Linked DNA regions of Homo sapiens: region 1 is linked to region 2. The links are chromatin loops, found by intact Hi-C in ENCODE. Cell type or tissue: OCI-LY7. All regions are shown on one strand. Links, peaks and the distances in the headings refer to the core of each region. The heading gives the core; the rest is flanking DNA. Region 1 overlaps AXDND1 (axonemal dynein light chain domain containing 1). Region 2 overlaps TDRD5 (tudor domain containing 5).

Region 1 (10,772 bases), core at 3,433-7,432, 160 kb before region 2:
GATGGTCTTGAACTCCTGACCTGAAGTGATCCACCCACCTCGGCCTCCCAAAGTGTTGGGATTACAGGTGTGAGTCACCATGCCCGACCACATCTCATTCTTTAAAAATGCCATATTAGGGGCCGGGCACGGTGGCTCACACCTGTAATTCCAGCTACTTAGAGGCTGAGGCAGGAGAATCACTTGAACCAGGGAGTCACAGGTTGCAGTGAGCCGAGATTGCACCACTGCACTCCAGCCTGGGCAACACAGCAAGACTCCATCTCAAAAAAAAAAAATGCAATGTTAAGTTTTATGAACAACAAGGAAAAAAGCAAGTGCTCAGGGACTTTAAAAAATATGCTTAAATATTCTCAGTTCTATTTCAGATTTTTGGGTCAAATTAAGTTAGGCTGCTAGAAAAGAAATCAGGAATTTGTTATTGGTCTGTTCAGGGATTCAACTTCTTACTGGTTTCGTCTTGGGAGGGTGATGTGTCCAGGAATTTATCCGTTTCTTCTAGATTTTCTAGTTTATTTGCATAGAGGTGTTTATAGTATTCTCTGATGGTAGTTTGTATTTCTGTGGGATCAGTAGTGATTTCTCCTTTATCATTTTTTATTGTGTCTATTCGATTCTTCTCTCTTCTTTATTAGTCTAGCTAGTGGTCTATTTTGTTAATTTTTTCAAAAAAAATAGCTCCTGGATTCATTGATTCTTTGAAGGGTTTTTCACATCTCTATTTCCCTCAGTTCTGCTCTGATCTTAGTTGTTTCTTGCCTTCTGCTAGCTTTTGGATTTGTTTGCTTTTGCTTCTCCAGTTATTCTAATTGTGATGTTAGGGTGTTGATTTGAGATCCTTCTAGTTTTCTGATGTGGGCATTTAGTGCTATAAATTTCCATCTTAACGCTGCTTTAGCTGTGTCCCAGACATTCTGGTGTGTTGTCTCTTTGTTCTCATTGGTTTCAAAGAACTTCTTGATTTCTGCCTTAATTTCATTATTACCCAGGAGTCATTCAGGAGCAGGTTGTTCAATTTCCATGCAGTTGTATGGTTTTGAGTGAGTTTCTTAATCCTGAGTTCTAATTTGATTGCACTGTGGTCTGGGAGATTGTTTGTTATGATTTCAGTTCTTTTGCATTTTCTGAGGAGTGTTTTACTTCCAATTGTGTGGATGATTTTAGAATAAGTGCCATGTGGCACTGAGAAGATTTGTTGATTTGGGGTTGAGAGTTCTGTAGATGTCTATTAGATCTACTTGATCCAGAGCTGAGTTCAAGTCCGAAATATCCTTGTTAATTTTCTGTCTCATCAATCTGTCTAATATTGACAGTGGGGTGTTAAAGTCTCCCACTACTATTGTGGAGTCTAAGTCTCTTTGTAGGTCTCTAAGAACTTGTTTTATGAATCTGGGTGCTTCTGTGTTGGGTGCATACATATTTAGGATAGTTAGCTCTTTCATTGAATTGATCCCTTTACCATTATGTAATGCCCTTCTTTGTCTTTTTTGATCTTTGTTGGTTTAAGGTCTATTTTGTCAGAGACTAGTGTTGCAACCCCTGCTTTTTTTGCTTTCCATTTGCTTGGTAATTAATAACCTACCAACCAAAAAAAGCCAAGGACCACACAGATTCACAGCCAAATTCTACCAGAGGTACAAAGAGGAGCTGTTACCATTTCTTCTGAAACTATTCCAAACAATTGAAAAGGAGGGACTCCTCCTTAACTCATTTATGAGGCCAGCATCATCCTGATACCAAAACCTGGCAGAGACACAACAAAAAAAAGAAAACTTCAGGCCAGTATCCCTGATGAACATTGATGCGAAAATCCTCAATAAAATACTGGCAAACCGAATCCAGCAGCACATCAAAAATCTTATCCACCATGATCAAGTCGGCTTTATCCCTGGGATGCAAGGGTGATTCAACATACACAAATCAATAAATGTAATCTATCACATAAACAGAACCAATGACAAAACCCACATGATTATCTCAGTAGTTGCAGAAAAGGCCTTTCACAAAATTCAACATCCCTTTATGTTAAAAACTCTCAATAAACTAGGTATTGATAGAACATATCTCAAAATAATAAGAGCTATTTATGTCAAACCCACAGCCAATATCATACTGAATGGGCAAAATCTGGAAGCATTCCCTTTGAAAAGACAAGGGTACCCTCTCACCTCTCCTATTCAACATAGTATTGGAAGTTCTGGCCAGGACAATCAGGCAAGATAAAGAAATAGAGAGTATTCACATAGGAAGGGTAGAGGTCAAATTATCTCTGTTTGCAGTTGACATGATTCTATGTTTAGAAAACCCCATCGTCTCAGCCCCAAAACTCCTTAAGCTGATAAGCAACTTCAGCAAAATCACAGGAAACAAAATCAACGTGCAAAAATCACAAGCATTTCTATGCACCAACAATATACAAGCAGAGAGCCAAATCATGGATTAACTCCCATTCATAGCTGCTAAAAAGAGAATAAAATACCTAGGAATACAGCCAATAAGGGATGCGAAGGACCTCTTCAAGGAGAACTACAAAACACTGCTCAAGGAAATAAGAGAGAACTGAAACAAATGGAAAAACATTCCATCCTCATGGATAGGAAAAATCAATATTGCGAAAATGGCCATACTGCCCAAAGTAATTTATAGATTCAATGCTTTTCCCATCAAGTTAGCATTGACATTCTTCACAGAATTAGAAAAGACTACTTTAAATTTCATATGGAACCAAAAAAGAGCGCATATTGCTAAGACAATCCTAAGAAAAAGAACAAAGCTGGAGGCATCATGCTACCTGATTCAAACTATGCTACAAGATGACAGTAACCAAAACGTCATGGTACTGGTACCAAAACAGACATATAGACCAATGGAATAAAACAAACAGAGACCTGAGAAATAACACCACACATCTACAACCATCTGATATTTGACCAACCTGACAAAAACATGCAATGGGGAAAAGGTTCTGTTTAATAAATGGTGCTAGGAAAACTGGCTAGTCATATGCAGAAAACTGAAACTTGACCCCTTCCTTACATCTTATATAAAAATTTACTCAAGATGGATTAAAGACTTTAAAATCCCAAACAATAAAAACCCTAGAAGAAAATCTAGGCAATACCATTCAGGACATAGGCATGGGCAAAGATTTTATGATGAAAATGCCAAAAGCAATTGCAACAAAAACCAAAATTGACAAATGGGATCTAATTAGACTAAAGACCTTTTGCATAGCAAAATAAACTATCATCAGAGTGAACAGGCAGCCTACAGAATGGGAGAAAAGTTTTGCAATCTATCCATCTGACAGAGGTCTAATATCCAGAATCTATAAGGAACTTAAACAAATTTACAAGAAAAAAAAATGAACAACCCCCTCAAAAAGTGGGCAAAGGATATGAACAGACATTTCTCAAAAGAAGACATTTATGTGGCCAACAAACATGAAGAAAAAAAAAGCTCAACATCACTGATAATTAGAGAAATGCAAATCAAAACCACAATGAGATACATCTCATGCCAGTCAGAATGGTGATTATTAAAAAGTCAAGAACCAATAGATGCTGGTGAGGCTGTGGAGAAATGGGAATGCCTTTACATTGTTGGTGGGAATGTAAATTGGTTCAACCATTGTGGAAGACAATGTAGTGATGCCTCAAGGATCTAGAACTAGAAATACCATTTGACAGCAATCCCATTACTGGGTATATACCCAAAGGAAGATAAATCATTCTACTGTAAAGACACGTGCACATGTATATTTATTGCAGCACTATTTACAACAGCAAAGACATGGAACCAACCCAATGCCCATCAATGGTAGACTGGATAAAGAAAATGTGGTACATATACACCATGAAATACCATGCAGCCATAGAAAGGAATGAGATCATGTCCTTTGCAGGGACATGGATGAAGCTGGAAGCCATCATCCTCAACAAACTAACACAGGAACAGAAAACAAAACACTGCTTGTTCTCACTCATAACTGGGAGTTGAACAATGAGCACACATGGACACAGGAAGGGGAAAAACCACACACTGGAGCCTGTTGGAGGGTGCAGGGGCAAGGGGAAGGAGGGCATTAGGACAAATAGCTAATGCATGCTTGGCTTAAAACCTAGATGATGAGCTGATAGGTGCAGCAAACCACCATGGCACACGTATACCTGTGTAACAAACCTGCACATTCTGCACATGTATCCCCAAACTTAGAGTAAAAAAAAAAAAGTCTATGTTGAACACAAAAAGCTCGGTAGATATCAGCTTTACACTTTTTTCTTCTTTGAATATATATTTGCTTATGCAGGGTAAAGATTAGTAACTTTTGCTTTCATGTGTAGCTTAAAATGACAGCTCTACTGTATATTACATTGTAAAGCTTTGTTTCTCCCAACATATGTCTTCTTCATCTATAAAAGAGACACTCACTGAAAAAAAAAAAAAAAAAAGGAAAGAAATTAGGAAAATCTCCTTGGGTGGCAGTGAGTGTAACCCGCACAGACCTAGGGGGACTGAACAAAGGGGGGCAAATGTGGGAATAAAAGACAAAAGAGTATATTTGGAAGAAGGGGTCGGGGGCACCTTGCCTCTAGTGGACAAGGACCCTGAGCTTTACAAAGCCCTCTGTATTTATTAGGCAAAAGAGATAGCGAGAAAGGGGGCGGGTGATTGTCGGGTAATTGTCAGTGGGCCATTTGGTTCTCAGCAGGCTTGCGAGACTGCATCCTTTGAACAATAGGTGCTAGATTTCTCAGTAGGTAACTTCAAGGAGCCTGGTGGCAGGGAGTGATGTCCTTCAGCAAACCTTTTGGTGGCAGGCGCAGTGTGAGTTTGCTCACATCCTGCCTTCATGATAAAGTTTGCTGTTTGATCATATAGCCGCCAGTGGAATGCTGAGTTGGTCACATCCCACAGGCCTTTGGCTCCCTACATATCCCCCTTTCTGTTTATGTATTAATTGAAAGAATGTAAGGCCAGGCTGGGCAGCTCTCATTTTCCAATTGGCGGTCCATCCGATTTTACAGACTATGAACAGAAGACAGAGACAAAACAACATTATTCCAAGAACTACATATAAGATGTTAAGGTGGTGCTTCAGATAGGTCCAAGGGTTGAGGCTCTCCAGGCCTTGCTGGAATTCAGTCCAGTCTTCAAAAGAAGGCTGAAATTCTTGAGTTTACCTATTTAAATCAAGAATTTTGTTTTGCAATTCACCAATATTAAAGGTAATGGCCGGGCATTGTGGCTCATGCCTGTAATCCCAGCACTTTGGGAGGCTGAGGTGGGTGGATCACCTCAGGTCAGGAGTTCAAGACCAGCCTGACCAGTATGGTGAAACCCTGTCTCTACTACAAATACAAAAATTAGCCAGGCATGGTGGCAGGTGACTATAATCCCAGCTACTCAGGATGCTGAGGCTGGAGAATTGCTTGAACCTGAGAGGCAGAGGTTGCAGTGAGCCAAGATCGTGCCACTGCACTCCAGCCTGGGCCACAGAGTGAGACTCCATCTCAAAAATAAGTAAATAAATAAATAAATAAATACATAAAAATAAAACAAAGGTGATGTTGGATGTGAAAGCTACCGGCAAATCGGCTTTCACAAGGTCCCACAGATACTTTGGTTATATTCTACGTTGGTGACACAAATATGAGTGTGATTAAAATGACAATGCATTTGCTGCTGCAACTGCAAGCTTTGTACTTGTTCCCCTAACCATAGGACCGTGGATTTTAACATTACCACTTCAATTTGTAACTCAGTGTTAATTTTATTCTGAAGTGGCCACGCTTGGTCGGCTGTGTGCATCCACTTCTTCAGGTACTGAGCTCTTTGAATAGAATCATGCAAAGCTACAGAGGACATCACAACAGAAGTTATTAGTGTGACCAAGGAAACAATAGCAAAAATTATCATGCTTAAGGCTCTAGGACACGATGAGTAAGCTGAGTTAGAAGTTTCACAAAATGCAAAGCAGGTGTGGCAGCCCAAGGCTCAGACAGATTAACAGGAATCCGTAGCCCAGGGATGCGACCTAAAAACCAAAAACCTGAAAGTAGGGATATTATGTGTTTGCAATGTGCTATGATTAATGCAGTGATATAACTGGCAAGATTTGCAGGTCAATTGGGTATTGTTTACCTGGAGCTGGTCCTTCCTAGCTGCCAAAAAAAGCGACTGTGTCGCTTACCATTGCTATTATTGGATAATATTCCAACCCAGATGTTGCCATTCATAAATGGGAGTGCTGCCTTCTATATCGTCTCTTGAATTGGTCCTTTCCTCCCTGGATAATGCCAGAGGAAAAGGTGGGCTAAAGCCTGCTCCATGCCAAGCAATCTGGGCGGCAGACTGGGATTGGATCTCGGTGTTGTATAAAGAAGAAGCATTAAAAGCTTGCTACCAATGCCAGCGAAGTTTGTGCTATGATTTCTGATTTTCATCTTTTCCATCTAATTGACCTTTAGGTCTCCAATCCACAATGTCTCCAGTTACCATAGATTGTTTTCTAGCCAGTGGACCAAGACACTGGGCCCACAGAAGGGGATAGGAGCTATTGAATGGAATCTATTCTGTATAATCAGCACAATTAGGGCGACTGGGCCAGGAATGGTTGGTGAGCACACCAGTTACATTAATAGAACCAAGACCTAATAAGTACATAATTTTTCCATAGTGACTCAACCATGTTTGAGCTTGAATTGTAAGACAGCTATGGCTGAGCGATGTCTGTGTAGTGATACACAAAGGAAGTCCTTCCAGTGGAAGGTATAATTAATGACATTATTCTGAGAATCTAACTGTTCTATGTCAGGGGGAGTTAGGGGTCCTGGAGCCTACTCTCCCTGATCATGACAAATCTCAGGAGGAGTTTCACTCCAAAGTTTAGGTCGTACTGCTGGGGGATTGGGAACATATGCCCAGTATGTTTTTGCCTCTGCACAGGGAAAACATACTGCACAGGACATTATGGCTAACATGGCCAAGAATATGGAATCAGGGGTTTTTGCCTGTCCCTGATGCTCCAGTAGTTTCTCAGCTTCCTGCATGGTTTTCTTGAGTTGTCCCCAGGTTATGAGGGTTGATGTCATCGTGACCCTTGTCAGCCTTCTCTCCGTCTTTGCACTCAGGCTCAGCTGGCTCATGGCTCGTACCGGAGGGACCGGGCCCATGGTTGGCCACCCTGGGTTCCTCCAGTCTCCCATTCCATGGCCACACGCACCTTGAGGGCACCCACATGGTTTCTCCATCTCCTGTAAAAACACAAGCATACCCTTGTCCCTACGTCAGTAAATCCACTGGACCTTTCCATTGTCCTTCTTCTGCAGATATCCGTAACATTTTCGGATAAATTTTCCTCTTTTCCTCTAACACTTGCCAGTGTCTTTCTGCTGGAGTCTTATCATTTGTACCAGGAGTCAAAAAATTTAAAGTAAATAAAGCTAAATATAGTTTTGATTGAGGTGGCAGTTGGCTTCCTATACCCCCTTTTTGTCTTTTCAACATGCATTGTAATGTTTGATGTGCCCACTCTATAATGCCTTGTCCTCTAGGATTATAAGGAATTCCTATTTTGTGGGTTATAGCCCAAAGCTGTAAGAAATTTTGAAAAGCATACTAGTATAAGCAGATCCATGGTCAGTTTTAATTGTTCAGGTATCCCATATGAGCAACTGATGACAGACAATGTCACTGTACATGACCAGCTGTCTCACCTGTTTGGCATGTAGCATGCAGCATATGAGAATAAGTGTCTATAGTCACATGAACATAGCTGAGCTTAGCAAAGGTTGCTATGTGTGTAACATCCATTTGCCAAATTTCATTTGGAGCCAAACCTCATAGGTTACAGCATTCTACAGGTGTGGCTCCAGGGAGACATGCTGGCAAGTAGGACTGGCTTGTATTATAGCCCTAGCTTGGCTGTGACATAAATGGAACAGGCGAGTAAGGGCAGAAGTATTTTGGTGCAGCAGCGTGTGAGACACTTGAGCTTGCTGAAACACAGAACCAATCAATTTGTCTGCTTCTCATTACCTAGAGATAGTGGCCCAGAAAGTTGTGTGTGAGAGCAAATAAGAGAAATGTGAAGAGAAGCTGCACGAGAGCGAATAACTTGTTGAAGTCTTAAAAATAAATTCAGCAGTTCTGGGTCTAGTATACTTTTAATTGTAGCAGTTTCTATGCGACCGGCTACATTTACAGCATAAGCTGAATCACAGACAATGTTGATAGGATCTGAAGCTGTGAGCTCTAAAACCTGAATGACTGTAATTAGCTCTGAGTGTTGAGCTGAAACCCCAGAGGTCATTATTGTTTGAGTATGTTTTGGTCCACAGATAGTGGCACAACCTTTGGAAGGGCCATCAATAAAATAAGTTTGTCCACCTGGAGTAGGGTGAGGGAATCAATGTACCTCCGGGAACCCATCCCTGAAACGGGGTTGAGGTCTGGACTAGGAATACTCTTACTGTGTGTGGGGCCCAAGTCCAGGCCCTTGTCTCGTTACCCGGCAGGAGAGTGCCATTCTGATGAATTTTGAGCAGCACTGATTGGCCCATTGATTTCCTTTGTTACAGCAAGGACAAAGTCCTGCGTTTTTTCCGTTGGGTGGGGCACAGCATTGTAAGGTCCTTTCTATCCTAACATATGGCGGCATTCCTTTTTAAAATGTCCAGTTTTTCCACAATTATAACATTTTCCCATTTTAGGGCTTGACCTTTGGCTCCTTTTAGATTTGTCAACTGCCAAATTAGCCATTGCTTGTGCTAACACTGCAGAGCAATGAAGCTCAGTTCCTACATCCTGACAAGCTCTGAGAAAATTTCCCAAGTTTTTTGTACACCTCACCAGTGCCAGTGCACATTTCCAATCCGCATTTGCATTCTCAAAAGCTAGAGTTAAGGTTAGCATTTCTGCGGCCACGGTATGAGGAATCTGACGCTTCACTGCCTCTTGTAATCTTGCAAGTACTTGCACATAGGGTTCCTGTGACACTTACATGTATGTAAAAAAGATTGTACTGGGACTCCCTCTTCAGGAATTGTGGCCCAGGCACATTTAGCGGCCTGTACACACTGCTGATAAGCAGCATCTGGGAGTGCCATTTAACATTCCAGGTCTGAATAAGGGCTATTACCTAACAGCATATCCTCTGTAATGTCTCCATTTCCAGCAGCATGGTTCTGTCTAGCCTGGTCTGCAGACATTTCTTGCCAATTTAAATTCCATATCAGATATGCGCTAGCAGACAAGCAAGTTCACGCCAAGTGTTTCTCATCAAAGGGTAAAAGACGCATAGCACCAAACACAGATTCTAGCAATCTTAAGGTGAATGGGCTCTGTACGCTATTATTTATCACACTTACTTTTAATTCCTTTAACAACTTAAACTCTAGTGGAGTGTGTTCATGAATAACCTGCTGTGGATTATTTGGATCAGGCCTTACGGAACTAGGAAAAGCACAAGGTCCTAAGGGCTCTCCAGCTATGGCAGCACAGCGTAAAATTCTTTGTATTGGGGTTTCTATTTCTGCTACCAAACGAGGCCGTACAGATGTTTCTGCAACTGGAAGAGGCGGTATAGGCCACTTTTTATCCTCCCTCTCCTGTTTTTATTTTCAATTGGAGCTGTGGGTGGGACGACAGATTCTTTCAGATTTTTAGATTCAGCCTGCTGTCCTGCAGAATAATAAGGAGATAATGGCAGAAGTACAGTACGAACTAAACTCCACGTGGAGAAAACTGAAGAATCAACTTTAAGACCTTTTTGATGAGCCTGTTTTAATCCTTCTCCTGCTCTATCCCAATTTTCCACATCAAGAGTGCCTGCCTGTGGAAACCATGGGTTATGCGTAATAACCTCCTGCAGCAGCTTAGTCAATGTCTGAGAACTAACCTGAGGACCATTTCGTTTCAACAAAATTTTAAGCAACTGTACATAATGTTTTTCTTCAACAGACAAATTCTGCTCCATGTTACCCTGATTCAGAAAACTTCCCATTCCCATTACTTCTTTAAAGCACTGCTCTCGGTACCTCTTTAGGGCACTGACCTTACATCCGCTGCCGGCAGACTCATCCCGGGGTCACTGTTTGCCTTGTCAATTTTAGTTCCTCTGTTCCAGCAGACCTTCTTTGTTCACATCCTTGAAGTCCTGTGTTCGGATGCCACTATGTAACCCGCACGAAACTAGGGGGACTGAACAAAGTGGGGCGAACGTGGGAATAAAAGACAAGAGACAAAAGAGTATATTTGGAAGAAGGGGTCAGGGGGCACCTTGCCTCTGGTGCACAAGGGCCCTGAGCTTTACACAGCGCTCCATATGTATTAGGTAAAAGAGATAGCGAGAAAGGGGGGCGGTGATTGTCGAGTAATTGTCAATGGGCCATTTGGTTCACAGCAGGCTTGTGAGACTGCATCCTTTGAACAATAGGTGCTAGATTTCTCAATAGATAACTTCAAGGAGCCCAGCGCCAAGGAGTGATGTCCCTCAGCAAACCTTTTGGTGGCAGGCGCAGTGTGAGTTTGTTCACATCTTGCATTCATGATAAACAGTTTGCTGTTTGATCATATAGCCTCAAGTGGAGCGCTGAGTTGGTCCCGTCCCACGGGGCTTCGGCTCCCTATAAGTGAGGGTAGTTCAATGCTATTATCTAATTGTCAGACATAAGTAATGTTTGTGCCTATCCTATATCTGGCTTTTAAGGACAAATTGGACTTTTAAAATTAATAACATCTTTTTTTATTGTGGTAAAATATATACAACA
Region 2 (10,772 bases), core at 3,660-7,659:
TACTTAAATTATTAGCCTTAACCCTTCTAATCTTTGCCATCACTGGGGCTTATCCTAGGAGACACTTTGGTAACTTTTGTGGTGTAATAATAACCACCTTATCTGTATAGCATTTTACCTTGCATTCTCATTACCATACTAGGTAGGGTAAGTAACTGTGTCTTATAGATAGGGAGATCAAAGCTAAGGAAAATTAAATGGCTTTTCTAAAGTCACATGGCTGGAAAAGTGGTACAGCTAGAGTTAGATACCCAGCTCTTATTGCTGCCCATCCAGTGAATTTCTGCCCAAATGCTGTGTCTATTAAAGGCTCAAGAGACCAGTGTGACCATCTGGGTAGTATCTCCCTTGACAATGTACAGTTTACACACTGAGCATAGGCGGAGCCTACTTGGGAGAATTCTATGCTTATTTCAGTGATTTTCTTTTTCTCCAACTTCTGCATTTAGATTAACATAGGTGAACCAAGAGGATGTGTCACAAGTTTATAAACCAATATTTACACTGTGGTAGGTGATGTAGTTTGAGGATATGAGGATATACTTGGATAGGGAAGGCTCTGGAGGCCACTAAGTGTTTCAAGTCTAGCCCTCAACTTTATCAGTATTCTTGAAGTCCTAAAACTTGGGAAGACTAACTCATACTATTACACTTGCAAGAGATTGAGTTGTAGAAAGCACTTTACCAATTTATTGAATAGTGGGGGGTGAATATTCCTTTCCAGTGATTTTGTTCATGTTCTCCATCCATGGTTCCTACTTCTGTCATCAGGATATCTTGAAGTCAACTGTTGTTTTTTTGTTTTTTGTTTTTGTTTTTTTTTGGTGAACTTGACCTTAGGGTAAAGGAAGAGCTAGGCTGTGGTGAAGTCTGGTGATGTATCTTTCATGTCATGCAACAGAATACACCTCTCCAGTGGTATTCCCCCTTCCTACAAATCTTGAAGAATTTATATTTTATATTTTATTCTGTAGCTTTTCATCCTCCCAGAACTGTGGTACTACTACTAGTGGTTATCCAGTTTGAAAAGCATAGTGCTAAGCAGGCTCCTTGGAGACTTTTTTGTCTCCTAAATGGGATACAGCTTTTTACATATTGAATCCCACCTCTCTATAATTAGATTCAGGTGACCTTAAGTGGACTTTTAGATAGCCCCAAGCTTTTGGTAACACTTAATGATCTCTGTCTTCCTCTATGGATGACTAATAACTTACACTATATGTAAGTTTTGGCTTGATGTAAAAATGTCAGCTTTCTTTTCTTAATTTTTGCTTCTAAGTTGAAGGCAGTTAGCTCACAGTAGCCTCTGTATGTAGCCACCGGAAAATGAAATAGAAGTTGCTAGTGACAATTTTTCTTTCTTCTTCTATTACTCACAAAAGGTAAAATTTTTACCCAGCCATTTAGAATGAAACAAGGGTCATACTCCACAGGCTTTCCGGTAGCAAAGCCATGCTTTTCACAACCCACTTCAAACATGGAACCACCGAAGCAAATAATGAGCATGGAAAAGACTTCCAAGTTAAATGTAGTGGAGACTTCAAGACTGAATCACACTGAAAAATTAAACCAGGTGAGAGATAAGAATTTGGAGATATAAATATACGATGTTTTTAAATTCAGTGGTGTTAACACTTTGATCTGATGGAAAAGTTGACCTTTTAAAAACTGAAGTCATTCACTTATTTCAAATTTGACTAAGCATTTCCTATGGTTCTGTAGATTAGTAAGAAGTGAGAAGTGGAGTGAAAGAAGAGTACAATTTTATCAACTCCACAGTTTCCACTATTTTCTGCAAATGACTCCCAACTCCCAAATCTGTATCTCTAGTTCCAGTTCCTCACCAAAGTTACAGAAGCATATTTGCAATTTACCTCACAAATATCTTCTGAATGGCTGTCCCTGAGCATAATAATCCTGGTATTTTTCTGTGACTGTAATGCTGAAGGACTTTGAATAAAAACTATTAGAATATAACCAATAAATGCCTGACTAAATCATCATGTTAACAACTTAAGTTAGAGCTCAGAATGAGCACGTGGAAATTAAGTTCAAAACATGAAAATGCCTGATTTCTACTAAAATTAGCTTTAGTAACATAATTTACATGTAGTAAAATTTACTCATTTTAAGTGCACAGTTCGAGTTTTGATTAATATATAATTATACAATCACCATCAAAATAAAAAACAGAACATTTCCATCATCCCCAAAAAAGCTCCTTCATGCCACTTTGTAGTTTCTTTCCCCAACTGCAGCCACAGACAACCACTGCTTTCTATGATTTTGGCTTTCCAGGAATTTCATATAAATGGAATCAAACAATATCTAATCTTTTGTGTTTGGCTTCTTTAACTTAGTAGAATACTTCTGAGGTTTATCCAAGATGTATATATCAGTAATTTGTTCCTTTTTCTTGTTTAGTGTTAGTCCATTATACAGATACACGTAAATTTGTTATACCTTCCCCATTAGATGACATTTGGGTTATTTCCTCTTTGGTCCTTTACTTATAAAGCCACTGTCATTATTTGCATACATCTTGTATGGCCATAGTTCATTTCTCTTGTGTAAATACCTGGGGGTTGGATTACTGCATCATATAGTAAGTGTATGTTGATAAGAAATTACCATTGTTTTCCAAAGTGGCTGTATGACTTTCCTTTCCCATTAGATATGTATGAGAGTTGTAGTTGTTACACATCTTTGTTAACATTTGGGATTGTCAGTTTTAAAAATATTAGCCATTTGAGTGGGTGTGTAGTGCTATCTCATGGTTTTAAGTTGGATCATAATAATCTAATGATAATGTTGAGCATCTTTTCACATGCGTGTTTGCCATTTGTATTTCCTTTTTGAAGTGTCTATTCAAATATTTTGCCCATTTTATAAAACTGTGTTGTCATTGTATTGAATTGGAAAAATTTACATATTCTAGATGTAAGTCCTTATCAGAGGCGTGTTTTGTAAATATTTTCTCCTGGCCGATGTTTGCTTCTTCATTTCCTTAATCCTGTCTGTTGTGGAAAAGTCTTTAATTTTGATACAGTCTAATTTATTCATATTTTTCTTTCTTTTCTTTTTTTCTTTTTTTTTTTTTTTTTGATAGGGAGTCTCACCTTGTCACCCAGGCTGGAGTGCAATGGTGCGATCTCGGCTCACTGCAACTTCCGTCTCCCGGGCTCAAGTGATTCTCCTGCCTCAGCCTCCTGAGTAGCTGGGATTACAGGCGTCAGCCACCACACCTGGCTAATTTTTGTATTTTTATTAGAGACAGGGTTTCACCATGTTGGTCAGGCCGGTCTTGAACTCCTGACCTCAGGATCTGCCTGCCTCAGCTTCCCAAAGTGCTGGGATTGCAGATGTGAGCCACCACGCCTGGCCCATATTTTTCTTTTATTCTTGCCTATCTAATGGATTTTAATCGAAGTTACAAGTTTTTCTCCTACGTTTTTCTTGAAGTTTTATGTTTTCAGTTCTTATATTTAGGTATATTATCCATTTCAAGCCAGATTTGCCTAAGGTACCAGGCATGGATCAAAGTTTTCTGCATATAGACAGTTATTCCTTATTAATTTGGCACCTCCATTCACCTCACACATGTGTAGTTCTATTTTGAGACTCTGTTCAGGTCCATTTATCTACATTTCTGTTTTTGCCAATACTGTACTATCTTTATTCCTGTAGCTTTATAATATCTTTGTCATATATAGTCCTGTGTCAATGACAGGGATATGATCTGAGAAGTGTGTTGTTAGGTGATTTTATCATTGTATGATCATCATAGAATGCAGTTACATAAACCTAGGTGGTATATAGCCTACTACACACCTAGGCTATATGGTATAGCCTATTGCTCATAGGCTACAAACCATTATAGCATGTTATTGGACTGAATGCTGTAGGCAGTTGTAACACAACGGGGTATTTGTGTATCTAAACATAGAAAAGGTACAGAAAAAATACAGTATTATAATCTTGTGGGACCACCATCATACAGGTGGTCTATTGTTGACCATAAGTCATAATGCAGCCCATGACTGTAGTTAAGTCTTGCAACTTTGTTATTTTTCAAAAGTGCTTTGGATATTCTAGGTTTGCATTTGCAGATACATTTAATTTGATACAAATCAACTTGTCAGTTTCTGCCAGAAATAAATAAGATTGTGATCTTCATTAGAATCACATTGGATCTATAGATATGTTTGGGGGGAAAATGACATCTTAACAGTATCAAGTCTGCTGATTCAAAAGCATGGTATATCTTCATTTATTTAGGTCTTTACATTCTCTCAGCAATGTTTTATAGTTTTCAATGCATAAAGCTTGCGCATATTTTGTTAAACTTATCCTTTACACCTTTCATATTTTTTAGCTATTATAAATGGTATTTAAAATTTCTAATCATTGCTAATAGAAAATCAATTGGTTTTTTTTTTTTTGGGTATGTTGACCTTGTATCCTGTGACCTTGAGTCATGGTACTTGATAAACTCAGTTCTGTAATTCAAATCATTCTAGCAGCTATTTTGTAGAGTTTGGATTTTCTGCATAGACCGTCATGCCATCTGAGAGTAAAGACAGTTTTACTTCCTCCTTTTCAATCTATCTGCCTTTCCTCCAACCCTTACCACACAGTGTAGGCTCTCTAGTATTATATAATATTATATAAATGTGAGAGTGGAAAATCTTGACTTGTTCCTAACTATATGGGGAAAATATTCAGTCTTTCATAATTATGATATTAACTGTAGCTTTTTAGATGCCTTTTATCAGGTTGAGAAAATTCCCTCCTATTCCTAGTTTCTCAGAATTTTTTTCCTGAATGTATGTTGAATTTTGTCATGTTCTTTCTCCATACATTGAAATTATTATAGGACTTTTGTTTTTTAAAAATTTCTTTTCTTGGTTTTATATTCAGCCAACCTTATATTTCTGGATGAATCCTGCTTGGTCATCATATAGTATCCTTTTTATATGTTGCTACCTTCAGTTTGCTAATATTTTAAGGGTTTTGCATTTATGTTTATAAGATATATTCTGTAGTTTTCTTGTAATGCTTTTATCTGGTTTTGGAATCATTTTAATACAGGCCTCTTGTGAAAGGAGTTGGGAAGTTTTTTTCCACCTCTTTATTCTGAAAGAGTTTGTGTAGCATTGGTATTTGTTTTTCTTAAATATTTCATAGGATTTATCAGTGAACCAAATTGGAGCTTTCTTTGCAGAAAGGTTTTAAACAACAAATTCAGTTTCTTTAACAGATATAGGGCTATTTTGTATTTTATGCTTTCTTTTTTTTTTTTTAAATGAGCCTTGGTACCTTGTCTTTCGAGGTGCTGTCCATTTCATCTAGGTTGTCAAATTTATTGAAATAAAGTTGTTCATAATGTTCTCCCAGTAACATTTTAAGGTCTTTAGGGTCTGTGATGCTTGCTCTTTATCTGTCTCTATCTCTCTCATACACATATCAGTCTCACTAAAGATTTATTCACTTATACACAGTCATGCACCACATAATGACACTTGTGTCAACAAGACTGCATGTGCAACAGTAGTTCCACAAAATTATAACAGAACTGGAAAATTCCTGCCACCTGGTGGTGATGTAGCTGTTGTAACAACATAGTGCAATGCAACACTTACATTTGTGGTGACAGTCATATATATAGCACAATTATGTACAATACATAATAGTTGATAATGACAATCAACAACCATGTTATGGGTTTGTGTTTTTACTGTACTTTGTACCATTATTTTAGAGTGCACTCCTTACTAAAAAAATTAATTGTAAAACAGCTTCAGGCATTTCCTTCAGGAAGTATTCCAGAAGGAAGGCATTGTTATCATAGGTGATGACAGCTCCATGCATATTATTGTCCCTGAACACCTTACCACATGACAAGATAAATTTAGTATAGCCTAAGTGTATGATGTTTATAAAGTCTACAGTAGTGTACAATAATGTCCTAGGCCTACACATTCACCACCCACTCACCCAGAGCAACGTACAACCCTGCAAGCTCCATTTATGGTAAGTACTTTATACAGATGTGCCATTTTATCTTTTATACTGTATTTTTACTGTACCTCTTGTGTTTAGATACACAAATGCTACTGTGTTACAGTTACCTATAGTATTCAGTACAGTAACATGCTGTACAGGTTTGTAGCCTAGGAGCAATAAGCTGTACCATATATCCTAGGTGTGTAGTAAGGTTATACCATCTAGGTCTGTGTTACGTACATTCTATGTTTGTACAACAATGAAATCACCTAATAATGCATTTCTCAGAATGTATCCCCATTGTTAAAAGATGCATGGCTGTATTTTTCAAAGAACAAGTTTTTAGTTTTGATAATTTTTTTTATTTTTCCACTTTTTATTTCATTGATTTCTGTTCTCATTGTTTTGTAACTTCTGTTTACTTTGGGTTAATTTCCTCTTTGCTCTTAAGGTAGAAGTTTGGTCATTGATTTTGCTCCCTTTTTAATGTAAACATTTAAGGTTATAAATTTCTTCTAAGTATTGCTATAGCTACATCTCCCAAACTTTGATATGAAATTCAAATTTGATAGGAAAACTCATTTTCAGGTCAAAATTTACTAATCTCCCTTTTGGTTTTTTCTTTGTATCATGGATTATTTAGAAGTGTGTTGTTTAATATCCAAATATTTGGGGATTTTTTTCAGAGATGTTTCTGTTCGAATTTCATTGTGGTCCAACAACATAGATTTCATTCCTTATATATTTATTGAGACTCATATGGCTCAGAATATGTTTATCTAGGTAAATGTTTCATAATTCACTTCAAAAGAATATGTATTTTGCTATATTTGAGTATAATATTCTATAAATGTCAATTAAGTCAGTTATGTCATTGATTTCTTTTTAACTTTTTTAATGAACTACTGAGGGAGGAGTATTGAAATTTTCAAACATAATTATAGATTTGTCTATTTTACCTTTTAGTTCAGTTGGTTTATGGTTTGGCTATTTTGTTTTTTGGGTTTTTGTTTGTTTGTTTTATTATTTTCCACAGGTGGTTGAGGTACAGGTGGTATTTGGTTACATGAGTAAATTCTTTAGTGGTAATTTGTGATATTTTGGTGCCCCCATCACCCAAGCAGTATACACTGCACCCTATTTGTAGTCTTTTATCCCTCACCCCCTTCCTACCCTTCCCCTCATGTCCCCAAAGTCTTTGTATCATTCTTATGCCTAGGCGTCCTCATAGCTTAGTTCCCACATATCAGTGAAAACATGATGTTTAGTTTTCCATTCCTGAGTTACTTCACTCAGAATAATAGTCTCCAGTCTCATCAAGGTCACAGCAAATGCCACTGATTCATTCCTTTTTTATGGCTGAGTAGTATTCCATTGTATATAGATACCATAGTTTCTTTATTCACTTGTTGATTGATGGGCATTTGGGTTGGTTCCATGATTTTGCAATTGCAATTTGTGCTGCTATAAATGTGCATCTGCAAGTATCTTTTTCGTATAATGATTCCTCTGGGTAGATACCCAGTAGTGGGATTGCTGGATCAACTGGTAGTTCTACTTTCAGTTCCTTTTGAGATGGAGTCTTGCTCTGTCGCCCAGGCTGGAGTGCAGTGGCACAATCTTGGCTCACTGCAGCCTCCATCTCCTGGGTTCAAGCAGTTCTCCTGTCTCAGCCTCCCGAGTAGCTGGGACTACAGGCACACGCCATCACGCCCAGGTAATTTTTTGTATTTTAGTAGATATGGGGTTTCACCATGTTGTCCAGGCTGGTTGTGAACTCCTGAGCTCAGGCAGTCCACCCACCTCGGCCTCCCAAAGTGCTGGGATTACAGGCATAAGCCACCGTACCTGGCCTACTTTTAGTTCTTTAAGGAATCTCCACAGTGTTTTCCTTAGCAGCTATACTAGTTTACATTCCCACCAGCAGCATAGAAGTGTTCCCTGTTAACCGCATTCATGCCAACATCTGTTTTTTGATTTTTTGATGATGGCCATTCTTGCAGGAGTAAGGTAGTATCTCATTGTGGTTTTGATTTGCATTTCCCTGATCATTAGTGATGTTGAGCATTTCTTCATATGTTTGTTGGCCATTTGTATATCTTCTTTTGAGAATTGTCAATTCATGTCCTTAGCCCACTTCTTGATGGGATTGCTTGTTTTTTTTCTTACTGATGGGTTTTTGGTCATGAAATCCTTGCCTAAGCCAATGTCTAGAAGGGTTTTTCCAATGTTATCTTCTAGAATTTTTATAGTTTCAGGTCTTAGGTTTAAGTCCTTAATCCATCTTGAGTTGATTTTTGTGTAAGGTGAGAGATGAGGATCCAGTTTCATTCTCCTACATGCGGCTAGCCAATTATCCCAGCACCATTTGTTTAAAAGGGTGTCCTTTCCCCACTTTATATTTTTGTTTGTTTTGTCAAAGATCAGTTGGCTGTAAGTATTTGGGTTTATTTCTGGGTTCTCTATTCTGTTCCATTGGTCTATGTGCTTATTTTTATACCAGTAGCATGCTTTTTTGTTGACTATAGCCTTATAGTATAGTTTGAAATAAGGTAGTGTTATGCTTCCAGATTTGTTCTTTTTGCTTAGTCTTGCTTTGGCTATGCGGGCTCTTTTTTGGTTCCATATGAATTTTAGAATTGTTTTTTCTAATTCTGTGAAGAATGATAGTGATATTATGATGGGGATTCCGTTGAATTTGTAGGTTGCTTTTGGCAGTATGGTCATTTTCACAATATTGATTCTATCCATCCATGAGCATGGGATGTGTTTCCATTTGTTTGTTTCATCTATAATTTCTTTCAGCAGTGTTTTGTAGTTTTCCTTGTAGAGGTCTTTTGCCTCCTCGGTTAGGTATATTCCTAAGTATTTTGTTATTTTTGCAGCTATTGTGAAGGGGTTGAGTTCTTGATTTGACTCTCCGCTTGGTCACTTTTGGTGTATAGAAGGGCTACTGATTTGTGTACATTAATCTTGTATCTGGAAACTTTGCTTAACTCTTTTATCAGCTCTAGGATCTTTCTGGAGGAGTCTTTAGGGTTTTCAAGGTAAATGATCATATTGTCAGCAAACAATGACAATTTGACTTTCTCTTTACTGATTTGGATGTCCTTTATTTATTTTTCTTGTCTGATTGCTCTGGCTAGGACTTTCAGTACTATGTTGAAGAGGAGTGGTGAGAGTGGGCATCTTTGTCATCTTCCAGCTCTCAGAGGGAATGCTTTCAACTTTACCCATCCAGTATTATGTTGGCTGTGGGTTTGTCATAGATGGCTTTTATTACATTGAGCTATGTCCCTTGTGTACCGATTTTGCTGAGAGTTTTAATCATAAAGCAATGCTGGATTTTGTTGAATGCTTTTTCTGCATCTATTGAGTTGATCATGTGATTTTTGTTTTTAATTCTGTTTATGTGGTGTATCACATTTATTGACTTGCATATGTTAAACCATCCCTGCCTCCCTGGTATGAAACTCACTTGATCATGGTGGATTATCTTTTTGATATGTTGTTGCATTTGGTTAGCTAGTATTTTTGTTAAGGATTTTAGCATCTATGTTTATCAGGGATATCGATCTGTAGTTTTCTTTTTTTGTTATGTCCTTTCATGATTTTGGTATTAGGGTGATGCTGGTTTTATAGAATGAATTAGGGAGGCTTCCCTCTTTCTCTAGCTTGTGGAATAGTGTCAAAAGGATTGGTACCAATTCTTCTTTGAATGTCTATTAGAATTCTGCTGTGAATCTGTCTTCTCCTGGACTTTTTTTTGTTGGTAATTTTTAAATTACCATTTCAATTTCACTGTTTATTATTGGCTGTTCAGGGTATCCAATTCTTCCTGACTTAAGCTAGGCAGGTTGTATTTTTCCAGGAATTTATCCATGTCTTCTAGGTTTTCTAGTTTATGTGCATAAAGGTGTTTGTAGTAGCCTTGAATAATCTTTTGTATCTCAGTGGTGTCAGTTATAATATCTCCTGTTTCATTTCTTGATGAGGTTATTTGGATTTTCTCTCTTCTCTTCTTGGTTTATTTTTCTAATGGTCTATTAATTTTATTTATCTTTTCAAAGAACCAGCTTTTTGCTTCATGTATCTTTTGTATTTTTTTGTTGTTGTTAATTTCATTTAGTTCTGCTCTGATCTTGGTTATTTCCTTTCTTCTGCTGGGTTTGGGTTTGGTTTGTTTTTGTTTCTCTAGTTCCTTGAGGTATGACCTTAGAATGTCAGTTTGTGCTCTTTCAGCCTTTTTGATGTAGGCGTTTAGGGCTATGAAGTTTCCTCTTAGCACCACCTTTGCTGTATCCCAGAGTTTTTGATAGACCGTGTCATTATTGTCATTGAGTTTGAAGAATTTTTTAATTTCCATCTTGATTTCATTTTTGACCCAATGATCATTCAGGAGCAGGTAATTTTCCATGTATTTGCATGGTTTTTAAGGTTCCTTTTGGAGTTGATTTCCAGTTTTATTCCTCTGTTGTCTGAAAAAGTGCTTGATATAATTTCAATTTTCTTAAATGTATTGAGGCTCGTTTTATGGCCTATTATATGGTCTATCTTGGAGAAAGTTCCATGCCCTGTTAAATAAAATGTGTATTCTGCAGTTGTTGGATGAAATGTTCTGTATATATCTGTTAAGTCCATTTGTTCCTAGGTATAGTTTAAATCCATTGTGTCTTTAACTTTCTGTCTTGATGACCTGTCTACTGCTGTCAGTGGAGTATTGAGGTCCTCCACTATTATTGTGTTGCTGTCTATCTCATTTCTTA

What was found. A loop is a pair of places that touch in the nucleus more often than their neighbours do. Peaks named below come from ENCODE experiments on the same cell type or tissue, not always from the same donor. Only the 100,000 strongest peaks of a DNase experiment are listed, where the experiment ranks them.
Region 1: a loop joins it to region 2, with 5 times the contacts of the local background. A loop is called at or near these places in 1 of 110 quality-filtered maps.

The regions. Positions count from the first base shown.
Region 1 is chr1:179,432,637-179,443,408 of GRCh38, forward strand. The region is part of intron 15 of AXDND1 (axonemal dynein light chain domain containing 1); the gene reads left to right. Among named protein-coding and RNA genes, the nearest start is that of AXDND1, 72 kb to the left of the region's middle. RefSeq lists an enhancer at 8,618-9,118. In OCI-LY7, for the core only: no CTCF peak of the experiment used is centred there; DNase peaks (open chromatin) are centred at 4,775 and 5,795; H3K4me3 peaks cover 1,807 bases; H3K27ac peaks cover 2,924 bases.
Region 2 is chr1:179,594,246-179,605,017 of GRCh38, forward strand. TDRD5 (tudor domain containing 5) reads left to right here. Exons shown (of 18, transcript NM_001199085.3): 4 at 1,383-1,573. Among named protein-coding and RNA genes, the nearest start is that of TDRD5, 7.8 kb to the left of the region's middle. RefSeq lists an enhancer at 4,486-4,545. In OCI-LY7, for the core only: CTCF peaks have their summits at 5,590 (motif pointing left) and 5,794; DNase peaks (open chromatin) are centred at 4,566 and 5,586; H3K27ac peaks cover 609 bases.